2 separate regions of the Homo sapiens genome follow, and region 1 is linked to region 2. The links are chromatin loops, found by intact Hi-C in ENCODE. Cell type or tissue: natural killer cell. All regions are shown on one strand.

What was found. Peaks named below come from ENCODE experiments on the same cell type or tissue, not always from the same donor. Only the 100,000 strongest peaks of a DNase experiment are listed, where the experiment ranks them.
Region 1: it touches region 2 in a loop (6-fold over the local background); 1 of 110 quality-filtered maps calls a loop at or near these places.

What each region holds. Positions count from the first base shown.
Region 1 is chr6:5,865,731-5,868,230 of GRCh38, forward strand. The region is part of intron 1 of LOC124901251 (a long non-coding RNA gene); the gene reads left to right. Among named protein-coding and RNA genes, the nearest start is that of NRN1, 140 kb to the right of the region's middle. In natural killer cell, no CTCF peak of the experiment used is centred here; DNase peaks (open chromatin) are centred at 971 and 1,111; H3K4me3 peaks cover 584 bases; H3K27ac peaks cover 1,894 bases.
Region 2 is chr6:5,516,679-5,519,178 of GRCh38, forward strand. All of the region lies in intron 4 of FARS2 (phenylalanyl-tRNA synthetase 2, mitochondrial), which reads left to right. Among named protein-coding and RNA genes, the nearest start is that of FARS2-AS1, 60 kb to the left of the region's middle. In natural killer cell, no CTCF peak of the experiment used is centred here; a DNase peak (open chromatin) is centred at 1,273; H3K27ac peaks cover 1,666 bases.

The DNA.
Region 1 (2,500 bases), 350 kb after region 2:
CGAACCATTTTGATGTTGTTTTTATTCCCTCATCTTGAATGTGGGCTGGCCCTGTGACTACCCCCAGCCACTGGAGCACAGAGGAAATGATGCTGCTCTGGTTCCAGGCTTAGACCTAAGAGGAGTGACAGCATCTGCCTCATTCTTCTGGAGCCCTGAGTTACTAAGTAAGAACTTCTACCCTAAGTCTGCCATGTTGTGAGGAAGCCCACAGGTGAAGAGGCTGGGCAGAGAAATACAGAAGGTTACTTAAATAGCCAAGACATTCCAGAGGAGGCTCCAGACACCATGGGAGAGACAGAAGTTATTCTTCCTCCATCCTGTCCACATTCCTAGCCCACAAAACGATGAGGTATAAGAATAATCAATTGTTGTCTTAAGGTACTAAGTTTTGTAGAAGTTTGTTATTCAGCAATAGATAAATGGAATAGTATGTAAAATGGGATAATAATTTATATCTTATTTGATTGCTAGAAGGAGGATGTAAAATGCCAAGTACAGTTTCTGGCACTGGATAGGTACTAAATCAATACTCTTTTTCTTTCTCTTTGAAAGGCTTATGCTATAAAGTCAAAATCTGTGAGGTTCAGCCTTGTGAAATGACATCAAATAAGCTGAAGTCCTATTTCATGTCTATTTTTTTAAACATATGGAAATGACAACTGACCATAGGCTATCTTCCCTATGCTAGATTGCCTATTCTCCCCTCAGTTACACTGGTCTCAAGGCATGTTCTCCTGGTCACTCTTTCCAGAATCTGATCTAATTGAAAATTCTCCGTTTGAGTGAGTTGCCCTAGAAGGGCCGCCTTAGGTGTGGTCAGTGCAGTGCTGGTCAGAAGTGTGTCTCCTCACTTTGTTGGGACACACCACCCCACTCACCATGCTGGCAGAACAGACCAATACTGTAGGCTTCTAGGATTCTGCTTCTATTATTCAGTGTGTTTACTATCACTTTCAGTTTCATGATATCACAGACTCGATCAATTATACTGTTACTCTTCTTATCCAAATCATTTATCAAAATGTCGGACAAGTCTGCAGTGAGGGTAGAGCCAATAGAGACCTCACTATCTGTTGACATTTGTTCATTAATAGGCCCTGTTGGGTATGTTTGTTCAACCAGTTATGTGTGAATCACCCAGCACTTCTGTCATCCAGCCCACATTTTTTCCCATCTGTTTATGGGAGTATTCAGTTTCACTCTTTAGCATATACGATCTGCTTTTGTTCCACTGCAATAGCTGGTGTTGTTTGCCTAACTGTGATAGGTGCCACTGCAGGCAGGAGCCACGTCCTGTTTTTCTTAGATGACCTCTATGTTGAACATGTAGGAAGTGCTCAGCGAGCTCTTGAATGAGCTCTTTCAACCATATCATTCCATCAGGATGCCTGCTTTCTTACATGTGTCTGTTCTGACCCTGCATCTTAGCATACATCTAAGGAAACTTACATCTAAAGAAGGAAATTCTACAATATGTGACAACACGAATGACTCTTGAGGACATAGCACATTTCTGTTTATAATTATCTTATACGTAGGATATGTGAAAAAATACTCAATTTGATTTAAATTCCTGTTTTAAGAGAATCAACTACATTTAACCTAGGATGAATCCTTAACAGTTGGATTATGGAAAATTATACAAATCAGGAAGAGCAGCTAAGAAAGGTTTGCCTTAGGCTCCTCCAGGAGAGAGCTGCACTATAAAGATGTAAGCTAAGATGCAGCTCCAAAAAGTGAAGCTGCTTACTAACAATGAGCTGGAGCTCACTGAAGATGAGTAGATGCTGGCTGTGTGGGAATACAAAGAACAATCACTTGCGAGGATGTGGAGGAACTGGAACCCTTCTGCACTGTCAGTGGGCATGTAAAATGGTGTAGCTGCTGTGGAAAATGGTATCGTCAAAAAAAATACATAGAATTACCTTATGATTTAGCAATCCCACTTCTGGGTATATACCTCCCAAAATTGAGATCAGGATCTCAAAAAGATATCTGCATCCCATGTTCATTGAAATACCAGTCACAATAGCCAAGACATGGAAACAACCTAAGTGTTCGTTGATAGATGAATGGATAAAGAGAATGTGGTATATATGTACAATGGAATATTATCCAGTTTTTTAAAAAAAGGAAATTCTAAAATATGTGACACCATGAATGGCTTTTGAGGACATGTTGTTAGTGAAAAAGCCAGTCACAAAAGGACAAATACGGCATGATTCCACTGACATGAGGTACCTAAAACAGTCAAACTAGCAGAAGCAGAGAATACAGTTCCTAGGAGCTGGGGGGAGAAGGAAATGGGGAATTGGAAATAAAGTTTTAGTTATGTAAGATGAATTAGTTATAGAGATATGTTGTTGCATAATGCTTATAGTCAATAATAATGTATTATTTGCACTTAAAAATTTCTTAAGTGGGTAGATCTCATGTTAAATGCTCTTACCACACATAAAAATACCAAGGGACACAAGGAAGCTTTTGGAGGTGATGG
Region 2 (2,500 bases):
TCAACTCAAGCTCTGACCATAGGTATCATGTTATAAGGAGGCTCTATATTGAAAGAGAACCTATAAAAGAGCTGTGTATCTTTGCAATATAACTTTGCATTTTTTAATTAACCAAGGATATAATATGTTTACTCAGGAACCCCCCCAATTTAAGTTTTCAATTCCAGCTTCAGTGGTGTGCATGCTACTCTGAATCTTGTGAATTCAGTGAAGACGTATCTGTCCACTGCTATGTATAAGCATTTTGCAAGATGCTTGGGGTATAAAAATGAGTAGATCTGGTAGGATGTTGTTCTGGAGAAACTAGTCTTCTAGCCTGAGAGACAAAAGTTTAGATAGATGCATTCATTGTGCCCTGGGAGGTACTGTGGTGGTATGGAATATGAGCATGGAAGGAAGAAGAGTGTCTGCGTTTCGCACAGTTTGGGAGATGGGAAGGGCTGTCTGAGCTGAATTTCAAAGAATGATATGAGTAAGTTTGGAAAAAAGAACAAAGGTGTAAAAAAGCACAGTCTATGAGGAAGAACATCAAGCATTTTATTAGTGCTAGAGCTACGTTGTCCATAGCCACTGGCCACATGTGGCTAGTGAACACTTGAAATATGGCTTGTTCCAACAGATATGTGCTTTAAGTATAAATATACACTGAGGTCAAGGCATGGTGGCTCATTGCCTGTAATTCCAGCACTTTGGGAGGCCGAGGCAGGCAGATCCACTTGAGTTCAGGAGTTTGAAACCAGCCTGGCCAATATGGAGAAGCCCTGTCTCTACTAAAAATACAAAAATTAGCCTTGTGTGGTGGCACACGCTTGTAATCCCAGCTACCGGGAGGCTGAGGCAGGAGAATCGCTTGAACCTGGGAGGTGGAGGTTGCAGGGAGCCAAGATCACACCACTCCACTCCAGCCTGGGAGACAAGAGTGAGACTCAGTCTCAAAAAAAAAAAAAGTATAGACATATATATACACACACATACACACATACTGGGTTTCAAAGACTTAGTTCAAAAAAAGGAATGTAAAATATCTCATAATTTTCCAAATTAAATACATGGTGAAATGAGTATTTTAGATATATAATATTAGGTAAAATGAAATATATTAATAAAATCAACTTTGCCTGTTTCTTTTCACTTTTTAAATGTAGCTAGAACATTTAAAAAATTTCCTATTCAAGTTACACTCTAGCATAGTCCAGCCCAATAGAAATATAATGTAAGTCCCCGCCTTGGCCTGGGCTGTGCTAGAACATAACTCATACAGGAAGATGTGGTAGGAGTTGACGGTTCAGAGAGTGGCAGAAATTAGGGCATGGAAAGTCTTGGGTGCTGTTCTCTAAGCAGATTCAGAATAAGGTGTTTAAACTGGTGAATTTTAAATATGAGAGTCATGAGGTCATGTTTGCATTTTACTTAGCTCTAGGCTGTGTGGGTGATGGTGCACCAGGCTCCACAGCAGAGGCTGGGGTACTGGTTGGAAGGCTGTTGTTGCTGCATCCAGGGAGAAAATATGAGGGGTTGCATAAGGGCAGTGGCTATAACTGTGGTGATCAGGATTTGGAGTTTGGAGCAAGTAGTCAAACGTGACTCTTGGATTCCTGTTTTGGGTGACAGGTGGGCAGTTGTGTCACAAAACTGAGATTTTGAATTTCAGAGAAGTAGACTATGTATTGGGAAGAATAAAGAGAGAGTTCCATTTTGGAAATGTTGATATAACTTGGATGTAGCATATTCAAAAGAAGTTACTGTAGATGAATGAAGTTTTGGAAGGATGTCAGAGCTAGAGAAATATGTCTGGAAGTGATCAGGTGGTGGCTAAAACAGTGAAATTCTATGAGAATATAGAGTGAGAAGTATAGGAAGCAGAAATAGTTGCTGGAAGAACATTGACTTTTAAGAAAGGACCAGAGGAAAATATATGAATATATATGACTGTGAGTGATCACATATATTTAAAAACCCATCATTGATTCCATCAAGGGTCACTAATTTTTATTATAATTAATGTTGAAAGTATAGTGTTTCTATTATTAGTAATGTGAGTGTTGGCATCATGCAAGAAATACATTTTTTTCATAATTACTTCATAATTTTAAATAATTATATAACATTTGTAACTAATAATTCCTAATGAAATTGATTTCTGCTTTTGTTAATATTAGCAGCAAAACTAATTCCTTATGAAATCTAAGAATTTCTGAGGCAAACAGAAGCTTTGTAGTGGTTACAGTAGCAGCACTTGCAATTTTGTTGAATGTTTAGAAGATTTTCAAATTAGTGTGAACTGATGTAATACTTGAGGTTTTAAGGAGCCATTTTGCACAAAATAGGTGATAATTTTGTGGTAAAATTTTACCTCTAAAATATTGATATAATACTTGATATGGTGTATAACATACAGAATTCTAGATAGAATGCAAAATTGTGGTTGGAAAATTTTCCCAAAAGCTCTGAAAGGATGGTGACCAGGCTCTAACCCTGAGTATATGAGCTGTGGTTTGTC